2 separate regions of the Homo sapiens genome follow, and region 2 is linked to region 1. A link is an interaction called in ENCODE POLR2A ChIA-PET data of the cell type or tissue named here. Cell type or tissue: K562. All regions are shown on one strand. Each heading gives the region's core, and the rest is flanking DNA. Links, peaks and the distances in the headings are about the cores only. Region 1 overlaps UQCC1 (ubiquinol-cytochrome c reductase complex assembly factor 1). Region 2 overlaps MMP24-AS1-EDEM2 (MMP24-AS1-EDEM2 readthrough).

The links. Peaks named below come from ENCODE experiments on the same cell type or tissue, not always from the same donor. Only the 100,000 strongest peaks of a DNase experiment are listed, where the experiment ranks them.
Region 2: POLR2A ChIA-PET joins it to region 1 with 6 read pairs; 4 of 35 experiments call an interaction of 5 or more read pairs at or near these places.

Annotation. Positions count from the first base shown.
Region 1 is chr20:35,361,388-35,365,776 of GRCh38, reverse strand. The region is part of intron 6 of UQCC1 (ubiquinol-cytochrome c reductase complex assembly factor 1); the gene reads left to right. Among named protein-coding and RNA genes, the nearest start is that of UQCC1, 48 kb to the left of the region's middle. In K562, for the core only: no CTCF peak of the experiment used is centred there; a DNase peak (open chromatin) is centred at 2,356.
Region 2 is chr20:35,136,591-35,140,979 of GRCh38, reverse strand. It overlaps MMP24-AS1-EDEM2 (MMP24-AS1-EDEM2 readthrough), which reads left to right. Exons shown (of 15, transcript NM_001355008.2): 9 at 2,975-3,100. EDEM2 (ER degradation enhancing alpha-mannosidase like protein 2) reads left to right here. Exons shown (of 11, transcript NM_018217.3): 5 at 2,975-3,100. Among named protein-coding and RNA genes, the nearest start is that of EDEM2, 8.6 kb to the left of the region's middle. In K562, for the core only: no CTCF peak of the experiment used is centred there; no DNase peak of the experiment used is centred there.

The DNA.
Region 1 (4,389 bases), core at 107-4,106:
TATACTTTTTGGTTTTGATCACCTCTGAAATGTTTCTTCCTCTGTACTCACACAGTTACACTGAGTTTGGCTTAGGGGCCTAAGGTGGCAGTTTATTTTATGCTTTTTTTTTTTTTTTTTTAGACATAGTCTCACTGTGCTGCCTAGGCTGAAGTGCAGTGGTGCAGTTGTGGCTCACTACAACCTCCGTCTCCCAGGTTCAAGTGATTCTTGTGCCTCAGCCCTCCGAGTAGCTGGGATTACAGGAGCCCACCACCACGCCCATATGATTTTTTTGTATTTTTAGTAGAGACAGGGTTTCACCATCTTGGCCAGGCTGGTCTCAATCTCCTGACCTCAAGTGATCCACCTACCTCGGCTTCCCAAAGTGCTGAGATTACAGGCGTGAGCCACCGTGCCCAGCCTATGCTATCTTTTTCTAAGCAGTAGTTTAGTAAGTGCACACCATATCCTGGGCACTTTGTGGGAACTAGGGAATAGTTCTCAAGAAGCTCACAGTCTAGTGAGGGAGATAAGATGTGTAAAATGGTCAATTATAAATCAGAATGCCTAAGTTATATAATAAATATGAGTAAGAAGTACTTATAGGATCACAAAGGAAGCTGCAACTATCAAAACCCTTATACTTCTACCTGTTAGTTCTTTGAAATGTGCCACGCATCAGGTAGCTTAAAAGGCACACTGCCTGCCATCTTGTTGTCTGAATGGTGAAGGGTAAGGCATAGCGTTCAGGGAAGGAAGCTGCATATATTGAAGGGAAAAAGTGCTTTTTTAGGAGAGGAGGACTGTAGAGGTGGCACTGTAAAATTACTCACTGGAAAGGTGGGAGGGTTGCAAGAAGGCTAGGGGAACTCAAAGATAATATTCAGAACCTGTATGAAAGACTCTTTATTGCCCATATAGCTAGAGGTATCAGTGTTAGAGGGAGTGGATGGCAAAATAAAATAAAATATATAATCCCTGTGACCACATCCCAAGGTCAATACCTGACTAACAGCAGATGGGAGAACCTTGAAACTACTTATAGTTCTTTAAAGTTTCCAAACTGTGCCTGCTTAATCTTCCTTGCTGAGGTTGGTTTAATTTCTGAGGAGTAGGGTGTACCACCCCCAGTTCAATTGAGAGAGGGAAGCTGTCTGCTTCAAATCTATACTTGATTCCCCTTCCACTCTTTCTCTCGCCTAGTTCTGATGATATGCAGGTTTTGGTGGAAAGAATCTGTAGCTTTTCAGTTTGAATCAGCACTCTTCTTGAGGACCTCCTATGTGTGCAGGACCATGGGATGTTGGAGAGAAGGGTATGACATGCATTCTTTTCTGGTAATTTCTTTTGGGCAAATCAGATACAGACTCTGTGTCTGTATCTTCAAGAAATGTAAGTCTAATGGAAAACAGACATAAAGCACGATTGCCTATAATGCATGCCAGTGAAAGAAATGCTGTGCCCAAGACACAGGCAGATGCAGTGGAAGCACAAAGTGGTGTAACTAAATCCAGATTTGGTGATGGGGTGGAGTGTTGGATAAAGAGTGGCTTTGTGGTAGAGGTGACATTTGAGATGCACCACGAAGAGTGACTAGAATTTCTGTCAGAGAAAGGGTGGGCATTTTAGATTGAGGGAATAATAGGAGCAAAAGATAGAATGTGTACAAGAACATGGAGTATTTGAGGGCAGCCAGTTGCCTGATGTGTCTGGGGCAGGTTTATTGAGGAATGTAGTGGAAGGGTCACCAGGAAAGTAGTTAGTTTGGGGCTCAGTTGTGCTGTGATCCTCCAAGAATCGGAGAAGTCTTTCTTCTAATGGAATCGTGCAGGGGCGGGGTGGGCAGGCTGTTAGGAGGAATGATGGATCCACCCCAAGTCTGTGGAGAAGCCATGTTCTATTGGCCCTGCTCTCTTAGCCTGAAGCTCCAGGAGGGTAACCGAAGGATAGCCACATCAAGATTACAGGACTCAGTGGACTTGCTGGAGGCATAGGGGTTGAAGTACCTCTTGGAGGTGGTAGTGTGGGGTGGGGGAGGAGGCTTAGAAAACAGAAAAGTAGAAATAATGCCTCCTCCGCCAAACAAAACCAAAACCAAACAAACTACTAATAAACAAAAATACCCTGGTCGCTGACATTTCAGAAGGTTTGCTTAGGTTCCCAAGGGTAAGGGTTCCCTGTTGACTCTTAGAATAAGGACAAGATTTCTCACACCCTGTTAGTTCCCTGGAGGAAATGGTGTTTCACTTATCCTGTCTGATTTTTTTAGTTTCACAGTTTTTCTGTGGTTTAGGATTTAGGACTGGGACACCCTCCAGCTCCTAGAGGACCCTTATCAGTTGTATACTCACTTGAGCTTGCAGCTGCAATGACTATGTGTTCATTGTCTTTGCTGAACAAGATTAGTATTGACTGTGGCTGCTGAAAAAATGCTGAGAGAGGCCACTGTCTGCGCTGTCTAGCATCCCCACGTGGACTTGATAAAAGCAGGCCTCCTCCCCTATATCCTGTCTTGGCCACTGGCATCATGCCCACACCAGAAACCTGGGAGCCCTCATTTGTCTCTTCTCTCACCCCTTCACCTGCTCAGTCACCTAACTCAAAATTTTTTTGACTCTGACCCATCGTAACAAATGCATGTTACTTTGTGACCAGAATGGACACATGAATCTGATACAGAAGTTCTGTAAAATTTATCCTTATAATGTCAGGTAATCTCTGATATTTTCTTTTGTTTCTTTCTTTCTTTTTTTTTTTTTTTTTTTTAGTTTTAAGGAGCAAGGAGTTTAATAGGCAAGAAAGAAAAGAAAGAAGGGGGAAGGAAGAAAGAAGCAGCTCCCCTGTACAGAGACAGAGGGAGGAGGCTCCAAGGCTGAGAGAGGGAACCCCTGATATTTTCTATTCCATTTGAATTCATTTTAAACAGACATTGATAATGTCACCCACTAAATTGATTTCACTGAGTTGCAACCAACAGTACTTGAAAAGTGGTCTTTGGCCTCTAGCTTCCCTATCCCCATTCCATTGGCCTTCTCAGTACAAATGGGGTCAGTACACAAACAGACACACACACACGCACACACATGCACTCACTCCTTAATGTTCTCCATTGTTCTCAGAATAAAATACAAGTTTTGGCCGGGCCCAGTGGCTCACGGTTGTAATCCCAGCACTTTGGGAGGCTGAGGTGGGCAGATCACCTGAGGTTAGGAGTTCAAGACCAGCTTGGCCAACATGGTGAAACCCTGTCTCTAATAAAAATACAAAAAAATTATCCAGGCATGGTGGCGGGCACCTGTAGTCCCAGCTACTCAGGAGGCTAAAGCATGAGAATCGCTTGAACCTGGGAAGCTGAGGTTGCTGTGAGCCGAGATGGCGCCACGCACTCCGGCCTAGACGACAGAGCGAGACTTCATCTCGGAAAATAAAATAAAATAAAAGTTTCATATCATGGCATTCACATCTGATCAAATGTGACCTATGGTGCCTTTACTAGTCTCATTTGTTGCTATTTTAGGCACTATTACCATCACTACTCCCTTCTCTGCAAGAAAAAGCAAAACTATGTAGTAGAAATATCAAGTCTTCTGCACAAAGTTTCTTCTGCCTAGAAGGCCCTTCCCCCGCCTCTCCACTTGACAAATTCCTGTTTTTCCTTCAGTATCCAATTCAGGTATTATCTCTGCTTTGAAACCTTCCCTTCTGGGCAGGGAGATTTATGTAGTTGGAATTTGTGTTGGCATTGTAAGTGTTAACAGATTTGTAGAGACTCCCCTTTTCAAATTGTCATGGAGCACTAGTACCTTCTCAGTGCAGAAATTAATTTTACAAAATGGAATGGAACAAATAAAATTGGAACATACCTATGATGGAGGTACGATGGAGAGGGAGTAAAATGTAGTCTGTTTTTAAAGATTATTTTAAAGTCAGGTATTTCATAAATACAATTACTACTAGGTGTTTTATGTATATTATCATTTATTTATTTACATACATTATTTCACACATGCTCACAACTACTTTATTCTCATTTTACATATGAGGGATCAGGGGCTTAGAGAAGTCAGAGAACTTTCCCAAAGAAGTAGTTAGAATGTGGTGGAGAGGAAATTCAGGTGCTGGTCTGGCTAACTGAAAGCATTAAGTTGCTTTCCTCTTTAGTAATTATAACTACTAAAGTAACTAATTAAATACTTAAATTAATGTTAATTAATACTAAAGTACCTACTTAAACATAGATTCATAAAATTATGGCATTTATTCTCTTGATTGAAGGTACTGTGTACAGCAGACAAATTTATTTCGTGCCCTCTTAAGGCTTAGGTGAGAAGAGAGACATTAAACAAATCACTAATAAAATACAACTGTGATAGGTGCAATGAGAGGATGTGACAAGGCTATGTGGGA
Region 2 (4,389 bases), core at 300-4,299, 220 kb after region 1:
CCCTGCTAATTTTTGTATTTTTAGTAGAGATGGGGTTTCACCATGTTGGCCAGGCTAGTCTCGAACTCCTGACCTCAGGTGATCCGCCCCCCATCAGCCTCCCAAAGTGCTGGGATTATAGGTGTGAGCCACTGCACCTGGCCCTGTGCCATCTTCTTTATGTTCCTTTATTCTGTCCTTTTTCATGCCTTCTTTAGATTGTTTTCCCCCCATTCCATTTTCCTCTTACTAATATGGAAATTATGCACAATATCTAGCTTTTTACATAGTTTTCCAAGCAAATTTAACAAACATAACTTATCAAAGTCTAAATTTAATGAAAATCTTTGTTCTCCTCCTGAATAATGCAAAACCTGACTTAGAGAACATCCTGACCTATATGCTACAGTTATATATTTTAGTTATTTGTTTTAAACCTTCCATACATTATAATTTTTGTTCTATATTGTTGAAGTTTTGCATTTACACATAAATTTACCACTTTTTTTGTTGTTGTTGGTTTGAAATAGAGTCTCACTCTGCCACCCAGGCTGGAGTGCAGTGGCGCGATCTTGGCTCACCTCCACCTCCTGGGTTTAAACGATTCTCCTGCCTCAGCCTCCAGAGTAGCTGGGATTACAGTTGTGCACCACCACACCAGGCTAATTTTTGTATTTTTAGTAGAGATGGTGTTTCACCACATTGGCCAGGCTGGTCTCAAACTCATGATCTTGAGTGATCCACCTGCTTTGGCTTCCCAAAGTGCTGGAATTACAGGTTTAGCCACTGTGCCTGGCCTATTTACCACTTTTTTGACTATTTTTTCTTTTCGTGTCTCAGACCTTTTCTCTAAAGTATTTCCTTTAGAATTTCCTTTAATGCAGGTGTGTGCTTCATAAACATTCCCAGCTTTTGTTTATATGAAAATGTCTTTATTCAACTGCCTTTGGTTGGCCTTTGAGTGATATTTTTGCTGGGTGTATGGTTCTAGGTTGATGGTTACTTTCTCTTATTGTGTTAAAAACTTTTTCCATTATCTTCTGGTTTCATTATTGTTAAGAAGTAATCTGTCAATGTAATTATTATTTATTTGTAGAGAATCTTGTTTTGGTTTTCACTTTGGCTGTCTTCTCCTTTTAAAAACTTTTTGTTATGGAAAACTTCAAACATAAAAGTAGAGAAAATAGCATAATGAACCAGACGTGCCCATCACCCAGCATTAATAATTATTATTACATGGATTCTGGCTGCATTCGAGATCATTTTTCCCTTTGGTGTTCTGCAGTTTTACCATAAGGTACATACATGTAGATTTCTTTTCTTTCTTTCTTTTCTTTTTTTTTTTTTTTCTGAGATGGAGTCTCGCTCTGTCGCCCAGGCTGGAGTGCAGTGTCATGATCTCAGCTCACTGCAACCTCCGCCTCCTGGGTTCAAGCAATTCTCCTGCCTCAGCCTCCCGAGTAGCTGGGACTACAGGCGCACAACGCCATGCCCGGCTAATTTTTTGTATTTTTAATAGAGACAGGGTTTCACCGTGTTTACCAGGCTGGTCACGAACTCCTGAGCTCAGGCAGTCCACCTGCCTCAGCCTCCCAAAGTGCTGGGATTACAGGCATGAGCCACCGTGCCCAGACTTTTTTTTTTTTTTTTTGAGACGGAGTCTCACTCTGTCACCCAGGCTGAAGTGCAGTGGTGCAATCTTGGCTCACTGCAACCTCCACCTCCTGGGTTTAAGCCATTCTTCTGCCTCAGCTTCCCAAGTAGCTGGGACTGCAGGCGCTTGCCACCACGCCCAGCTAATATTTTGTATTTTTAGTAGAGACAGGGTTTCACCATTTTAGCCGGGATGGTCTCCATCTCCTGACCTCGTGATCTCCACCTCGGCTCCCAAAGTGCTGGGATTACAGATGTGAGCCACCATGCCTGGCCTGCATAGGGACCTTTTATCAGACTTCCACTTGGGGCAGGTCTGACCTTGGTCTCCTATTCCCCCTCTGCAGGGAGGAGGGGAATTTTGAAACTTAGGGTCACCAGTTATTTTCATTGAGAGGGCCACTCAGGATATCTATTTAGCTGTATTTCCAAGAACCTTTGTGTCTTTTTAAAAGTTCTAAGTAGGCCGGGTGCGGTGGCTCATGCCTGTAAATCCAGCACTTTGGGAGGCTGAGGCAGGTGGATCATGAGGTCAGGAGATCGAGACCATCCTGGCTAGCACAGTGAAACACCGTGTCTACAAAAAAAAAATCCAAAAAAATTAGCCGGGCATGGTGGTGAGCTCCTGTAGTCCCAGCTACTCGGGAGGCTGAGGCAGGAGAACGGCGTGAACCTGGGAGGCGGAGCTTGCAGTGAGCCGAAATCGCGCCACTGCACTCCAGCCTAGGTGACAGAGCGAGACTCCGTCTCAAAAAAAAAAAAAAAAAGTTCTACATATTGCATAATAAGTTGAAATAGATAAATTAGTAAAATAAAGGTAATAACCATCATTACCCCTTCCCCCCAGGTATGACAGGTGACTGGGAGACAGACAGAGTGACAAATGGAATGAGCATGGGCTTTGGAATCAAAGATACTCAGCCCTACCACCTACTAGATGGGTGACCTGGGGCAAGTCACTTTATCTCATGGAACCTCAGTATCTTCATACGAAGAGGGGACAGTAGTACTTAGTGCTTGGTACACAATAGGGACTTACAAAAAATAGCCACTGTTCCTGTGATGAACCAAGAGAAGAAAACCCCATAAACTTAACACCATAGAAATATGTGGGATTAAGGGACTCTTTTTTCGCTGGGTGGCTCTAGCTCCTTCCCAGTGAGCCACCCCAACAGAGTGAGGTTTTTGTTTGTTTGTTTTTACCCGTGAAATAGCTTCAGGAGGTCCTGAGAACATGCGCCCCACAATAGAGTGTTTATGTTTAACTCGCACAGGGGAAAGATCCTTGATCCCTTGGTCTTTCCCTTTGGACTGTGCCATTTGCTTTCTGTGCCATCTGTAGTGGTAGGAGGACTCCTGTCTGCTCATCTGCTCTCCAAGAAGGCTGGGGTGGAAGTAGAGGCTGGATGGCCCTGTTCCGGGCCTCTCCTGAGAATGGCTGAGGAGGCGGCCCGAAAACTCCTCCCAGGTAAGACCCACACAGAGATGGGGCAGAGACGAAGTCCAGTAGGTCCTGCTTCCCTTGCTGAAGATGAGAGTGGCAGTGCTGAATTAATTCCTGGTATTTCTCACCAGGTGTATTTGGTCTTTCTACCCACCAGGCACCCACCATGGAAATCAGGAGTGTCCTGGGCATTTTAAGGGCCTGCTGGGGCCCTGACCCGGATGGATGAGTTGACCTCATTATTGTTTGCAGGGGATGGTTGAAGGTGGCCAGCCTGGTGGGTGGAAGGCCATTACCCTTATTTTGAATGAGCCCATTTGTCCCCTTCCAGGTACTACAGTTATTCCACACACTGCTGGAGTAACAGGGGCCCAGGGAAGGGTGTTGGTGTGAGCATTAGCAGCCCTGGATTCTAGACTCAGCTCTGCCAGCCAACATCGTGACCAAGCCACTCTTTCTCTTCATAGTTTGTTGTTTGTTTGTTTGTGATGGAGTCTTGTTCTGTCGCCCAGGCTGGAGTGCAGTGGCACAATCTCAAGTCACTGTAACCACCGCCTCCTGGGTTCAAGCAATTCTTTTGCTTCAGCCTCTTGAGTAGCTGGGATTACAGGCGCCTGCCACCATGCCCAGCTAATTTTTGTATTTTTTAGTAGAGATGAAGTTTCGCCACGTTGATCAGGCTGGTCTCAAACTCTTGACCTCAAGTGATCTGGCTGCCTCGGCCTCCCAAAGTGCTGGGATTACAGGCATGAGCCACTGTGTCTGGCCTCTCTCCACAGTTTGGTTTCCCCATCTATCAAATGAGAATCATAATTTCTACTTCCCTACCACATCGGGTTTTGGAGAGGCTAAAATGAGGTCAGGAAGGAGAAACTGCTTAGAGAACGTCCAACACTTTTAAAACGAGAGGGATTTGTTTTGTGGCTAAGCTGTGTCCAGGGCTGCAGGTCAAGCCTCCATGTTTTTGTCTAGTGGGGCAGTAACACCAGGCTCAGTAGCATCAACTGTACACTGTGTTCCCTTCAGGGTGTGGTGGAGGCTCTGAGGACTGTTCACACCCAGACACGTCACACTGTGCTTTCCATCACCTCTTGGCCATCTCACTTATTTATCCCTTTTCTTTCTTAATTTTTTTTTTTTTTTTTTTTTCAGACAGGGTCTTGCTCTGTCGCCCAGGCTGGAGTGCAGTGGCGTGATCATGGCTCACTGCAGCCTCTCGAACTTCTGGGCTCAGTTGATTCTCCCACCTCAGCCTCCTGAGTAGCTGGGATTACAGGCAGATGCCACCATGCATGGCTAAATTTTTTTTTGTA